Regions from separate parts of the Mus musculus genome. Here region 1 is linked to region 2. A link is a loop called in an ENCODE intact Hi-C map of the cell type or tissue named here. Cell type or tissue: left cerebral cortex. All regions are shown on one strand. Links, peaks and the distances in the headings refer to the core of each region. The heading gives the core; the rest is flanking DNA.

Region 1 (7,900 bases), core at 1,364-6,363, 110 kb before region 2:
GGAGGCGTCGCAGGGTCGAGACCCCGGAGCAAGAGTAGGCCACCGGGAGGAGAACAAAGGGCGACTCCTCAGCCACTCTGAGCACGGTGGGCTGCGGGCCGGGGGCAGCACCCTGCTCAAGGCGCGAACACCCGGGACGGGCGCGATCCGTTGGCGTTCCCGGTGCCGAGGGGCTGCAGTCCCGGCTGCCATGTTGCTTTCACGGAGGGCGCCGGGATTTTTTGACGCTTGCGAGGCCGCGCCGCTGCTGAGCGCAGAGGCCTCCGGCTCCTCGCCGAGCACAGCTGCGGCAACGGGGGCGGAGGGCCTCTGGGAGCTGGCGTGGGCGACCGTCCTGTGGGGGGCCGGGACTGAGCGCCCTCCGCGCCGAAGCCGCTTTCCTCGCCACCTTCCTCCCGAGGCTGCAGGCTGCGCTCGGCGGAGGCTCGGTTGCCAGTAGCAACCACACGACGGCGATTCTCCCGCCCCGGCCACAGCCGCGGGGAAATCTTCGGGATTGAGCTTCTGTATCTGGGGGTGGCCTGCGGTGACAGCTCTCTTCCAGACCCTGGCCCTCACCCTCCAGTACCCTAGGCTGGGCTCAAAAGCCAGAGTCTCGGGCTTAGCCCTGCCCCCATGGCAAACAAAAGGGGCAGCTGCCAGCACACACTGCGCCGTAGGCAGAACCCACACTTTCTTGGAGTTGCGGGCGTTTTCCTGAGCACAAGGCATAGGTTCCCTCTTCTCCAATTTAAGTCAAAAATCCCCTTTCAAAAGCCAGTAAATTGGAACAAGGATGGGGCCAAATAATGCGACACCAAAATGATCAATACCTTTCTAACAAAACTGACATGGTACTTTCTCTTGGTAAGAGGTGGCTTTCCTTAGAGGCATACATACACCTACAGTTTTCCTTCTTTGTGTATCACAAATCTTTAATTGCGTGCACTGACTCAAATACTGCAAGCAGGTTCTTGGTTCTTCTTATTTATTAAATGGATAGAGCACCTCACCTCCACGCGATTTTATTTGATGAACCATAGCAGCTTTTAATCAGTGAAGACTCAGGGGTTGCATAAAGTTTCGCTCCCCTGCCCTACGTGTGCGTGCGTGCTTGCATATGTGTTTGTGTGTTTCTAGGACGCTAACTTTTCAAAACAAAAATCTTAGTGTTTCACACCGGTATTACTGAGGAAAGATCTTTAAAGTATGCTGCTAAATATTTTTATTTAACTACAATCGTGTAATACACATTGCCAAATTTCTTTGGGTCTTAATACTTGCCCTGGACTTAAGTAGCTATTACATTTAGCTGCGTGGTTTTGTGGATTTAAATTTCACCTAAGTTGCAAATGATGTGACTAAGTTCAGAATTCCTGGGCGACAAGCACCTGTCTCATTAACCTTTGTATGCTCAGGAATCCATTTTATAACAACAAATATTGGTCAGATTTCCAGAGGAAATCAACTATCTTTAGTAGAAAGCAAAAACTTAGTATTAATGAGCACAATCTTGAATATATTTAATAGACTCGCTGAAAAAGTCAGCGTCTTTCTCAGTTAAAGGCATTATCCAGATACACTCATCTACACATATTTTAACTTAATTATATTTCAAACATTGTGGGTTGTATTTTAAAACACCTGACCAACGTTTCAGGATTCTGAGATACCCTGTACACAGGAATTTGTAACATTGCTCATTTCTCACTCAAAGTCTAAATATTTGCTTAAATGTCCATTAATAGGATTTTTAAAATTTGGTTTCATACTTTCATACTTTCTCACCAACTGTCTCTAGTTTTATGAGAATGCTCAAAAGGCTAGATCTTCTAAGACATGACACTTTGACCTATGCAATAAAAGTTAAGGTATAATAAATTACAATGTCTTATTCATATATGATGGTAAACTCAATATATTCCAAAATGACTCACAGGCAGAGAAAGTGTTCACATTCAAGCCTTCCAAATGCCAAGTTCTTTAAGATAGTGTACTTCAAAAAAAAAAAAAAAAAAAAAAAGAAAGTCAGCCCTCCTTGGTTCCTACAGGCAACCTAAAGCTGTGTTTTGCCCAACCACTCCAGTCACACCTTAAACATAGGGAGGCAAGGCTGTAGTGAAAAGTTCTGCCCCCTTTCAAGAAAGGAAAGTGCCAACTTGAGGTTGTTTTCCTTTTCCTCACAACTGGGTCTTGGGAGAATTGAAGGATGAGATCAAAGTGCATTCATATTCATGTGAATCATCACTTTGGATCTGAATAATGCTGGGTTTTACTGTTGTGTTTACACTGAACCCTAGCACTATTGCTTTTGAGGCTGCACTCTTACTGCTGTGCAACTTCTCTGAGACTCAAACACCAAACAGTTAGGACTGATAAGCCATGCCACTTCCATACAGCATGCACAAAGGACTCTCAAAAAAGTGGAGCAAGTGCAATTCTATAGACTCTCGCCATTCACATTTTGACTCCTTTCCAGCCTTCCCAATTAAAAACAAAAATAACAAACAAACAAACAAAACCCTCCTATGCTCAGCAGGTTCACTTCCCAGAGGTTCAGGGTTTCATCTTAATGGGAAGATACAATGACACAACCTTTAACTGTTCAGAAATCAGACACATTAGTGTTATCAGTAATTAGTTCATGGGAGTGATTTTAGCTCTGAACATGATTCATTACAATTTGTTCCCCAGTGTAACTGAAGAACTGAAAAGTCAGTGCAAACTTTAGAAAATGTGCTTACCAGCTGTTTCTATATGTGTCATGACAGTTTTCTTAAAGGATCTTCACTGGGGGTTTCCTCAAACTCATCATTTTTTCCAGAGGAGAAAGAGGCTATCAGAGTCGGTGGGATCTGCTTAGTTTACCAAATGATCATTTCTGATCAAAGAATTCATTTATTAGCATGCCTCCACTTCAGAGAACACATTTTAGCCCATCACAATAGAGTAGCCTTTTCCTGGATATTTGGAGGGATCTTTAATCTAGGCTTAGGAAAATGTATTTTATGCAATTTAATATAGCACATATAGGCTTTCTAAACTTAATGGTGTACACTAGAGCAATCCAAGCTCACTCTGTTATCTTGGTTTGCAATGGTTCTGGGAATACCCTTTCCCAGAAAGAGAACTAATGCTGGCCACTTGGCACTCTTCCTAAGTTTCTGCCCCCATATTTGCATTTTACACATCACTTAAAAAAACAAAACAAAACAAACAAACAAAAAAACCCAATGGTTTTTACAAGTTGCTCTCCACTCTGGACATCAAATGTCCTTGGTATGACCAAGATTTCATCGGCTGCTTCTATTTGGGATGTGTCTATAAAAATACTGAGATTATTTGGAAACTTTCAAGAACTGTAGCTTTGCTTTATAAATAAAACGATAAGCAATTCCACATTGTTTCACCAGGAAAGCAAGGTTTGAAGAATAGAAAGCATTCCCTTGCAATTGTCTTCTTTATGACTACATTTTTTTCCTCATCACTGGGAAAGGTAATCATACTTTCTTCATATGAATGATCTTTTGAGTTGCTTATTTGAGAATAACACAAATGACGTTTATTATTCACTGTAAAGTTAAAAATGGGTTAATAGTGGAATAGAAAGTAATTCAGTTTAGAATATTTGCACTACTTCTGAAACAATAATTAATGACAGTGTATGTTCTTTGTAGGGATGAGATGTGCTATAGGGTCCTCGGATTCACTCTACATTTCAGCGGATTTCACTGACCATTTCTGTTAGAGGAACTAGACCTGCAGAACTGATAAACAAGAGATGCTATTTTTACTTCAAAGGTTTCAGAAACCTCGCAAACCCTTTCTGTACGTTTGCAGTGACTTTCAGGAGTCAGCTCACACAAACAATCAGTTTCTGAAATAATCAGTGTTCATTTTGGCTTGAGACTAGTCTGAGAAAGAACCGCAAAAGTAAAAAAAAAAAAAAAAAAAATTGGAACCTCGCACATGCGCATTGAGGTGCAGCTGCACCGTCACCCTTCTCCTCCTCTCCCCTCCTAAATAAGCTACTGTGTCTGGTCCCTTCCTCTGGGACCCGGTGTACGCCCCGGGTGAACTGAGCTGGCTGCGGGGGACCTCGCAGGGTTCTCACACAGTCCTGGCAAAGGGACCTGGAGCACTTCCCAACCCTGCCCGCCGCTTGGGAGCGTCCCCGGAGGAGACCCGCCCGGCAGGCCCAGCCTAGCGGCCGCGGGGCGTTTCTTGGTTGCTCCCAGGCTGCGGCCTGGCCTCTCGGTTCTGGGCCGAGTCGGCGGAGGCCTCGCCCGCGTCCTGGCCGCGCTCTTCCCAGGCGCACCGCCGGAAAGGTTGGGGGGAGGCGGCGACTCCTGCCGAGACTCCTAGCGACTTGCAAAGGAGGCCTGGCCACCTAACCCAAAGGGAAGGAGAGGCCTCTCTTCGGTCAGCCCCGCAGGCTCCAAGGCCCGAGAGCGGCCGGAGGCCAGAGCGGGGACCGGAGGCCGTGGAGGCAGGCGGGGTACGCGACCAGACGCTTCCGCACTCCGCCCGCGCGCTCCCTCCCTTCCCGGTGCCCCAGGCGCTCCCCGCCCTGCCCCCGCGCGTCCCCGTGACCTCGTGGGCTGTTCTTCCCACTCTGCCCCCATGTCCCCACCCCGCTGCCCTCTCCTGAGCCTGAGGTTCCGAGGATGCTCCTGGGAGCTAGAGAAACTTTGGGCGAGTGAAAACGCAGAGGAGGCCGGGGCCTTGCCCTCAGCCCAGCCGGGCTTGTTGATGCTGGTCACGAACCACGGGCGCGCCCCTCTCTTCGGAGACTCTAGCACACCGGTGGCACTTGATCCACCCGCACCTCGCCCCCAGCACCCACCCCCACCCCCACCCCATCAACCTTGGGTCTAGACCGCATAGCCTCCTCTGGGGGACCTGCACCTGAGCGGTGCGTGGCGTCCGTCCATAGACGCCAGGGTAGTCTGCAGCGAAGCACCTTCCAGGATTGTCTCTTGTGTTTGGTACAACAATAATAAGAGAATTTTAAGCACCGGAGTGCAAATTCCCACGATTTCTAAGAAAAGTCCAACAATAAAATTTGGGAGGCATGGCGGGGGGCGGGGGGGGGTCTTGAGATGGTGGCAGATAATTTTAAATGTAGAGCGTTCACAGTGTTTTCTTTCTAGCCATGCTGGCTTTGGAGCAAGTTTTAATAAAGAAAGCTCTCGTAAGTAGGATGCTTACATGCATATACTGCGCAGCAATAATTTGCTTTGCTCTGCATGTTACAGCATATTACGCTGGTTGACTCCTACATTTAAAACGTAGATTTATTTAGTAATCACCACAATGCTCCTTGGTTTTTCGGGGGTGGGGTGGGAGCAGTGAAGTCATCACTCTGATCATAGCTTTCCTTGGGAGGGAACCAAATGCCTTGGAGCTTAGCATTCACCCAGGCACTTGGGGGTGGGGCGGGTGGGGGAATAGGGAAAGCCATGTGTTGGTGGATCTAGCTCTGCCGGGCTAGTCACTGTCACCTTGACATTGTACTGGCCTGAAAAACACTACTAGACCCTTAAGACATACGAGGTTGACCGTAAAATACTTGAGAAGTAAAGTCAAATACGAATAAAATACAAGTACAGCATACACTGAGAAATGTCAGCCTTCCACTCTCTAGCGAAGTTCCACATCTTTGCTCTGGGAGCAAATTTGCTGGCACAACTGAATGGTGTGCTCACACCTGACTGCAAAAACCTGATACTTACACTTCAACAAGGACTGTCATAATTCAGATAGCCCTAGGTTTGCTTTCTTCATTAAGATCACATCTGAACCCACCTATTTGGCCGCTGTGGAGCACATAGTACTTCTGCCAATTGGAGTGAAGCTACTTCAGTGATTTTGCAGTCGATGTTGGCAAAAGGATCGTTGAAGTTCACAAAATGACAAATGACAGCTACCAATGGAACGCCTTTGAAAAATTGCCAACATGTTTGAATGGAAAAGATTTCATATCTATATAAAGCAGACTCCGTTCTGTTAATAAGTTTTTCCTAGTTTTAAACTGTCTGGATAGTTCGCCAATCCCTACCTTACTCAAACCCTCTCATCTTTGCTCCTCAAACACAAAATTTGGAATGATTATAGACCTGAAATCAATAGTAGGCATACACATGTTGAATTAATATAGACTGAATTACATGGAGAATAAATTATTTTTTCTCCTTCATGCTCTGGAAGACAGGCACATTCTCTCAAGAGCAAAGTGTCTGAAACACAGGGATATTGTTATGTGTTCAGCTTAAAAGGAGAATATCTGCACACTTTAAGTACCTCAACAGGCTTCTGAAATAGAGAACTTTACCTTGTAAAATTCAGTGAGGAACTAGAAAAGAAACGTGTTAAAACTACCTTTTACTCATGAGTAGCATATAGCCCCACAATAGTGGAATTTTCTGGATTCTCAGAGGAAATTTGTAAATAGAAACAGAACAAGATTAAAAAACTGGTTTTGTACTTTTGGGGTTTCAGTGTCATTTTCATAAATAAGTAGGGAATAACTTTGAGATTGTATTACTAGCCTTTCCCAAAAGGAAGCAAAGCCTTCCAAACTTTTCACTAAAACAGGTTTTCAAGTGAATATTTCACTACCAGTCAAATGCATAGTTTTATTTGGCAAGTTCATGAGACACCTTTAAATTCCACTGGTGCTTTAAGAACAATGATCTTAGTTTGATAATACCTTAAATATTCTTTTGAGTAGTTCTTCATTTAAGCATTAGCTTAAAGGTTTATATGTGGTCTTGGAACATTCATGTAACTATGTAAAATAGAGATACATTTTGTCTTAAAGTTAGTACATTGAAAATGGGTCAGAACCAAAGGAATTGAAGGGGATTGCAACCCCAAAAGAAGAACAACAATACCAACCAACCAGTCCCCCAAGAGCTTCCAGGGACTAAGCCATCACCAAAGAGTACACATGGCTCCAGCTGCACACATTGCAGAGGATGGCCTTGTCAGGCATCAGTGGGAGGAGAGGTCCTTAGTCCTATGAAGGCTTGCTGGATGCCCCAGTGTAGGGGAACTGAGGGTGGGGAGGTGGGAGTGGTGGGTGAGTGGAGGAACACCCTCATAGAAGCAGGGGGAGGGAGGATAGGGCAGGGGCTGGGGGGGGGGACCTGGAAAGGGGATAACATTTGAAAAGTAATAACAAAAATATCCAATTAAAAAAAAGAATATGGGTCAGGAAATATAGAATGGCTTTCTTTTCAGTTACAGTAATCTCTTCACTATATGTTATATTTAAATTACCAACAATTCCACTTATGGGTACATTATGATCATTATCTTATATTTCTTCATTGAACTTTAAAGGGCCTTGGGGGGGGACTGATAAAAACAAAGATAACTTCTTTACTCCATCTAGCTTGTTCAGATATGAAATAGGCATCCTATAATGTGTTTCAACAGGATAATAAATTCTACTAATGGGCATTGTTCATGAATACAGACTTTATAGTTTTAAATATTTTTTCTACTTGACTTTTAAAACCTAGCATCCCATATGGAGGTTATTGAATTCCTAACAAGTTTAAAGTAGAAAATAAATAGAACATAGAAAATAAAGAGCAAAGCACTTACTAAAAATGGAGGGTGTAGCAATTTAGGAGTTTGAATTGTCTAAAGACTGAAACTAAGCACCAGGACCTTTAAGTTGTGAGGGGTTTTTTGTTTTGTTTTTGTTTTTGTTTTTGTTTTTTTAAGTCTTCAAAATGCTACAGGGAACTGAAAATAAATTAAGTACACTCCATTAGCAATTTTAATAATTCACTCCGGGTTTCCCTCTATATCTGTACCTGGGAGTCCTGTTGGGGAGAATGTAGAAGACCACTGTGAAACTTACAGAGTTAAGTAAAAGGATGTGTCTCTGACTGCTGACCTGCAGAAG
Region 2 (7,900 bases), core at 1,913-6,912:
TTTCAAGACAGGGTTTTTCTGTGTAGCCCTGGCTGTCCTGGAACTCACTCTGGCCTCAAACTCAGAAATTCGCCTGCCTCTGCCTTCCAAGTGCTAGGATTAAAGGCATGCGCCACCACTGCCTGGCTTAGGGAGAGGTTCTTAGCTGTTAGCTGCTTCACCCTGAATCTTTTATTTGATCCTAACAACTGTATGAAATTTATGTATTATTAACCCTGTTTCACAGTTGAGGATACTGGGACCCAGAGCAGTTAAAAGACATGCTTAGGGGCTGGAGAGATGGCTCAGTGGTCTAGAGCAATTGTTTCTCTCTCAGAGGACCAGTTGTTGCTCCTGCAAAGGACCAGGTGCAATTCCCAGCACCTACCTGGTGTCTCACAACCATCTGTTATTCCAGTTCCAAGGATCATGGCACACTCTTCTGACCTCTGTGTGACCTGGTACACAGATATACATGTTGCCAAAACACTCATACACAATTAAACTTTGATTACATGAGAACGGACATGCTTACGGTCTCCTGAGTCGGTGGAGGTACCAGATGTGGATTGACTGTTTTTCTCCAGGGTGCACACTTGCTCATCAGTGTTGTGTACTGGTGTGTATGTGATCAAACCTATGTTCCAGCTGGATCTCAGACCATGGGGGACAGCAGCTAGGATATGTGATTTTGGGGGCATGCAGGGCAAAATCAGAATTTTATTTCTGGTGTATGTATCTGTATGTGTATATCCATGCACATGCTCAGATACTTTATTATTTCTGATTGTTACCCAATTTCAGACAACCAACAAAATAGCACATGCTGCAGTGTTTAATGTTCTCCTTTTCAGCCACGATTAAATAAATGGGATTTTACAAGGAAAGCATTACTTCTCAAAATTTTATTTTCTCTTTTCTTTCCAAACTATCATTCTGGAAGGCATTTATTTATGTTACTTGATCTGAATAAGAACTGAAATTTGTGGTGTAGACAGACTATGTCTACTCTAATGCTAAATTACAAAGATTTTTTTAAAAGCTTCTGTCATGGCAAAATACTAATCTGTTTTTCTCCTGACAGCCCATACAGTATCAACTTTGTAACTTTGGCTGGTTTTGCTTTTAATTGTGGGATGGGAGAGAAAATGTGGGCCAGAAATGTGTTGGCATAAATACCACCTGACTTAAAAAAGGTAGGAAGACATAAACCACCTTCTACAGGGCAGTTTCTGGAATCCACTGAGGAAAATCTGGCCTGACCAGCTTCAACTGAATTTGGTCAGAGAGTCTGCACCTCACAGCCCGGGCAGGTTTGTGGTGGCGTTCTTACCTATCTTTTTATTTTATTTTATTTTATTTTATCTATTTTTAACAAAACATCAACACAAACAGCAGCTGTTGGTGAATGGTAAAAGCATAGCTTTGTTGTTTTGTGGTTTTGGATGCCGCTACTTTGTATTGCTAACAAGGAAAGCTGTGTAGTGACACCATAGTAGTGCGGAGCAATCGGAGCCTATTATTGCAGGCTTTCATTATTATCCGCTTAGAGTGTGTCACGCTCTGGATTCCAGCAGCCGTGCTCACAATGACGTTATGGCCATGGTGACTGCGTTCTTCATTGTTAAATGCCAGTTCTGTTGGTTTGTATCTCTGAAAAATACATCTTTGCTATTTATCTCATGCCTCAAAGTCTCAAGAGTTAAGAAAATGTGTTTTTTTTTTTTTTTTAACAATTAGGAAAGCCAGCAAGCTATGACAAAATTACAGATGTGGTACTTAAAAACAAGTCCCCCAAGAGCTGTGCATGAATAAATACATTAATTATTGCTTCAATATTAAAATCTACAAGCCAAGGAGGCTGTTGTTAAAATTGCCCAGCAATCCTGTGAGCTTCTCAGACTGGCTTCCGGATTTTCCTGGTTTCAAGCTGCCTGTCTGGGATCCCTGAGGGTTGGGGGTGGGGGTTGGTGTTTTAGAACATAGGTCAGTAGCCTAAAATTGTTTCCAAAAGATTATTATTCAAGGTAAATGATCAATACTCATTAAGCTACCATCAGGTTAACAGCTTTTTAACATCCTTGGAAATTGAGCAATTTTGCATAGTAGGATGGACTTGAAAGATGCTGAGAAAACGGTTATGGGATTGCAGTTATGAATGGGAAAACATCACAAATACAACTGCAAATATGTGAGACAATATTCTAAACATTGGGTTTGATGTTCTCTGTACAAGAGTAACGTAGGTGGACTCACTGGTTAAAACTCATGCGACTGTGTTTTGAGCCATTTGCATGTCACTTTGTAAATCATACTTCTATCGATGCAAAAAATTATTCTGACTCTGAAGGTCATAAACTACAAAGCTCTCTCAGCTTCTTGAAGGAGACAGGAGAACTAACCATAATGTGATGTAGCCTGAATGGGATCCAAAAACAGAAAAAGGAAGTGAAAAGTTAATGAAATCCAATGAAATATGAAGCGTGGTTAATAATGACGTGTTAACGTTAGTTCATTAGTGGTGACAAATGCCCCCACACCAATGTAGTTAATCATGACTAATGCTGAGGATGGAAAACCCTGAAGGCAGGGCAGTGCGGGACTGAGCAACTTTTCTCTAAGTCTACAACTATTCTGAAAATTTTAAAGGTTTGCTTCTAAAAATAAAAACATGAATAATAAGAAGGAACATGATGATGTGTCATTTGTGAGGACATTGAATGAAAGTCGAGAAAATGAACATAAAATACCAGAGTACATTATTTCAGCCAGTGTGAAGTAGCCAGAGAAGGGGTTTTTGTTTTCAAATTTTATTTGGCATTGTTGCAGAATAAATACTCCTCTACCAGGATCACTTTCCTTTGATACAACAGCTGAGATGGTCGCTAGAGCTACGCTATTATGTATCCAGGCTAATGTTAAAAGGTGTGGTATGGTAAAAAAAGAGATGGTATGGTTTCATTTTCAGAACAGAATAATCATTACTGTAAATTAACATCACCAACACGTGCTTAAAATCCACCATCCGTGAACTGCACGTTTTTTATAGAGAGAAAATTCACTTGTGCCTACCAAAACATTTCCTTTTCTGGTGTGTGTATACAGATGTGTAAAAATAACTCACTTATGCCATCGACATCTCTTTGTTAAGCAAGCCTTTATGCTATAACCCACAATCATCATACTTAAATCCCGTTGATCTTTCCCTTGACACACAGGGACACACAGGAATCCTTCCTTGTCCTTCGCTGGTCTCAATGCTAATCAGCCCTTGCAGCTGCTTGGATGAGCTGGGCACATCTCTCCAAGAATGTCTGGTGTCTCCACATCTGGCCTGGGTAGAGATGCGTCTTCCTTGGGAGAATCTTTTGCAGTACGCAGCTCCATCGGAACCACGCCTCGCGACAAGGACAAATCGCCACCCCCTTTCTTCTTCAATTAACAGTTTTGGGACAGAGGTTGTGGGCCAGGATTAGAGCCAACGTAGATCGAGATGAAGACCAGGAAAAGCAGGAGTAGGAAGAGGCTGGCCGCTACAGCGGTCACCGCAAACAGCTCCATCCTCAGATTATTTAGCACGGGTGACCAAGAATCCTGGACTGCAGTGAAGCAAAGGTTGCCATGGGAACCGCAGTGGCGCCCCCCGCGGAACCCCGCGTTTATTACGGAGAATCGATCTGCACCAGACACCGAGGCTGCTACTGCGGAGGCCGCTGGAGGCTAGCAAGGGGAGGCGAGGGGGGTGGAGAGCAAAGGCTCAGGGCATCCGCCCCTCCTCCACCCACCTCCATCCATCCGGGCTCAAGAGCAGCAGAAATTACGTTTAGTGCAAATTGCTGAAGCTCCCTACTTCATCCTCAGTGGTGGGTGGCACGGTGTCTCGCAGGCAGCAGACCGCGGGGAAGGTCGGAGTACGGGTGAAGCCCCTCCGCCTGCCACCGCAGCGGTACGGGAATCAAAGGCCTGACCCGCAGCGGCCCTCCGGGATCCTGCGGGGGGCCGTGCGGGGCGGGCAGGATCTGCCTCCCGGAATCCCACAAACCGTACATGAGCAAGTTCGAGGCCAGTGTGTGGGCTTGCAGGGCCATCCCTCAGCCAGGACAGCACTTAATCACCGTGTCCCCTGCGGCGTGACGTTAAGGCTGGGAGGAAAAGAAAATTCTCCCGGAATCTTCGTTACAAAATCGTTTCCTTTACTAGCCCTCAATCCTGGGAGTCAGGGACACTTAAAGGCACGGTTGGGGTCCTGAAGGAAGAGATGGGATCCGGACTGGAGATAGCCATCTCTCTTCGCAGCCCCTGAGACAGAGTCATTCGACCACCTTCTCTCCCGACTGACTTTCCTGCTCCGGTAATTAAGGGAGAAGCGCAGAGACAGATTCACCCCATTTCGCCCTTTCTCATTCCCAGTCATTGCGAAGCCCCTGGCCTGAAAGGCTCGGGTTCCTCTCCTGCGTGGCAAAGGCCCTCTCACTCCGAGAGCTATAAATATTAATAAGCTGCACGGCTCCGGGCTTAATTATCTTCTCTTAATTGTAGCTTAACCAAAAATCCAGCCTCCTGCTACTCGGGCCTCTCTAAATCGGGATTATTTAGTTTCCGTGTCTGGAGGCCCCTTCGGCTCAAAGTCTTCTGTGTTGTGCCGCCAAACCTGGAAACCATATGCTGCGTCTCTGCGCGGTTTAAAATCATCCTTAGAGCAATGACGCCTCTCCTTACACTGGATGCCTAGGTTCGGGGCAGTCTTCTGCTCCCTTTCCCTGAACCTGGTACTCCCTACTACCAAAGGATTCTGCCTCCATCTCTTTTCCCTAAGTCCCCAGTAGCCTATAGGGGTTTGTCAGATAAGGGTGGCCCTTGTGGGGCACGGAATTCGCCCAGCAAATGACGACATCTGACTCAAGGGAAGGGTCTCTTCATCCCCTCACCGGGAAAGCAGCCCACACCGCTCCACTGTGGCAGGCAGGCTCCCTTGGGATTACTTGATCGGGCTGCACTGGGACACCACCCTTGTCCCTACCTGCGCAGCCCGCTCCTTGCCAGGGCTCTTCCTGGTGCATCTAGAATTCGGTGTCAAGAAAGCTCCAAGCCTGGAGCTGAGGGCTCTGAGCTTTCTTCCCTGGGTCGCAGGTGGGAGGAGAGAGAGGTCGTGGTAGCTTGCAGTTCACTGTCCTTCCCGCGCTCGAGATCCACGATGCTGAAGCTTAAGCTTAGGTCCAAGGTCTTTGATTAACAAGCTGGACATCCAGTCCTGCACTGGTGGGCAATGCCCAGATCTTCTCTAGTTCAGTCCCCTGGCTATAGAGTGCGCCTGGCTTCTGCAGCGCAGTCTATGGTCCCTCTAGCACCTTAGCTCTGCGGTTTTTCCTCTACAGACTGGGGGGCGGGGGGAGCTTAGGAGGACCCTAATCACCAGCACCAGCGCCCAGCCTTGCTAATTCAGGGGAGGTCAGCAAACCACAGGGAACAGTATTCCTGATGTGTTTTAGGTCTGCTTTGTCCTGGTGCAGATTGATTTCTAAGGCACTGTCAAAGTCTATGAGAAGCAGCTGTAATTCAGTTGATTTTAGCTCCTGGGTACCCACAAACAGCTGCCTAAGGCGGATAGATTGTGTCTGTGCTCATGCGATCAGGATCATTTACAAATGTAACTGCTAAAGGGGCACAATAGCATGCATATTCATGTAATCCTAGCACTCTGGGTGAGACAGGAGGACTGCAAATTAGAGGACAGTCTGGGCTATGTAGACGCTGCTTCAAAAAAATGAAGCAAAATATTAAATATAATTGTATATTTACATGATAACCATTTGAGTTGCATCAAAAGAAATGTTCAAAACACTAAGAATTTAGGTAATATTCTCCAGTAGATAAATTAACACTGAATATATTTTAGTTAAAAATGCAGATCTGTCACAGAAGTCCAATTATAGGAAACTTTCACAATCTGAAAGATTAGTGGTCAAAGTGGCAGTCACTGGAGTTTCCCAAAGCCCAACCATCTACTGAAATCACCAGAAAGGAATCCACTTCAGATACTTCAGGACTCACTACAGTAGGTAGGTAGTTTCTGGTGGGGTTTTAGAGGCAAGATCAGTTTTACTTTTTGGCAAAACTAACATTTCCTATATAATTCACATAGATCAGTGGTTCTCAACCTCCCCTTTAATCCAGTTTCTCACAATGTGGTGACCCCAGCCGTAAAATTATTTTCGTTGCTACTTCATAACTGTAATTCTGCTACTGGTATTAATCATAATGTAAACATTTATGGAGATAGAGGTTTGCCCAAAGGGTTGAGAACCACTGACATAGCCTCTAGACCAGCAGCAAATATTTGGCCCAGGCCCAGAGCTGGGAAACCTGTCTTGGGTGGTTAGAAGAACTGCAGCAGACCAGCTTTGGCTTTGTCACTTCCTAGCTGTGCTACCACCCAACCTGAGGCCCCCAGAATGGGAAAGAGGCTAAATGATGAGCAGGAGCCTGACTGAGCATAGAGCAAGACAGATGTGGGTGGAGCAAGACAGATGTGGGTGGAGCAAGACAGATGTGGGCGGAGCAAGACAGATGTGGGGGCAGTTGATGGGCATTTGGGCAGGCAGGCAGGTTTAAAAAAATTACTATCCCGCACTTTGCCACTTTTCAGATGCTCAGTACCAATGTCAAGTGACCCAGAGCAACAGTATGAGAATGCGCCTCAGCGTCCTCTGAAGGGGTTCTGGGCTCCGAATCAGGACAGAGCCTTTCTGGAGGGACTCTTGCTCCCCATCTGCCTTTTCTGCTGCAGTGAGTGAAGGCGGGAATAATGAGAACAGGCAGCCACAAAAGCCTCTTGTTCTCCAGCTGGAAACCTAGTGGGAGTTTTCTAGGCTTTTCTTGATCGGTCTTTTATTTCAACCAAGAATAGTTGCACACGGCTGAGAGAAAAGAATTTCTCCATTAATGATAGTCTTGAGCTATCTCTCACACATACACCTTTTCTCTCTCTCGTACTCACCCACATCCATACTTACACATCTGCCTGTCCCCTTGGCATTTTGTATTGCATAGTTTAACTTGATAAAAATCAAAGTCATGTACCAACTTGTACTTGTCTCTGAGAAACCCTACCCACAACTCATCTTCCCTGGCAGTAAAAGGCTCTGAAAGCTGTCTTTTGAATTCTGAGATCCCAGACTTACCCCAAGTTGATGCAATACTAGAACAGGGCCCAGAAAGCTGCTATGTCTGTCATGGGCTGGGTGAGCCTGGCTGGGCTTGGCTTTGTGGCACCATGGAGAACTAGACCGAACAAGAACTCTTGCTGCCTTATCCAGCCTTTGCACTACCTCCATTGTTGTAGGACTTCAGGTGGAACCAACTTCTGCATCTTGCAAATGCTGCTTTTAACTCAGACAGATGAAGCAGAGGCCACAGGAAGCGAGGGGTTGCTTTCAGAGGTAGGGGGAGTGTGGGCTCTGGTCACACTGTAAAGCAAAGGACTGACTGGAGATCACTGTCAGTTTCAGGACTGAAGGCTTTACAGTGCATCTTTCCAAGATGAATCTCTGACTGACCGTAGGCCCGGGCAATGGACCTGGCTCCACTGTGAAGCTTCAGTGTGCTCTATGTATATATTCACTTGTCTTGGATTTGTCACAATGCCTGCATTTATATAGCACAGATAGCCAGATACACCCTCCATCCACACTCTGACCAACACCCATCTACACCTCACACCTGGTGGAGGCTTAAGACGACAAGCCTGGGAACTGAGAGAATTAATATAGTCTCTCTTGATTAGGTTTTCCTATATGCTGCTTATAGTGTCCCAGGTCCTCAGCCTGCTGTCATGAAAAATAGTGGGATGAGGGAGGAGACTGTAGAAGGAAGTGGGTATAAGCAATTGGAAATTTGAGCATTTTTGCAAAGTACTTCCATA

What was found. A loop is a pair of places that touch in the nucleus more often than their neighbours do. Peaks named below come from ENCODE experiments on the same cell type or tissue, not always from the same donor. Only the 100,000 strongest peaks of a DNase experiment are listed, where the experiment ranks them.
Region 1: it touches region 2 in a loop (7-fold over the local background); 2 of 42 quality-filtered maps call a loop at or near these places.

What each region holds. Positions count from the first base shown.
Region 1 is chr2:18,690,021-18,697,920 of GRCm38, forward strand. Gm46725 reads right to left here and starts at 711. Exons shown (of 1, transcript XM_017319362.1): 1 at 1-711. The coding sequence starts at 711. It also overlaps a transcript of Spag6 not described here. In left cerebral cortex, for the core only: a CTCF peak has its summit at 4,113; DNase peaks (open chromatin) are centred at 4,154 and 5,274; H3K4me3 peaks cover 1,754 bases; H3K27ac peaks cover 1,272 bases.
Region 2 is chr2:18,796,472-18,804,371 of GRCm38, forward strand. Carlr (cardiac and apoptosis-related long non-coding RNA) reads right to left here and starts at 5,347. Exons shown (of 1, transcript NR_131254.1): 1 at 2,774-5,347. In left cerebral cortex, for the core only: a CTCF peak has its summit at 3,614; DNase peaks (open chromatin) are centred at 1,995, 3,576, 4,297 and 4,552; H3K4me3 peaks cover 1,967 bases; H3K27ac peaks cover 1,571 bases.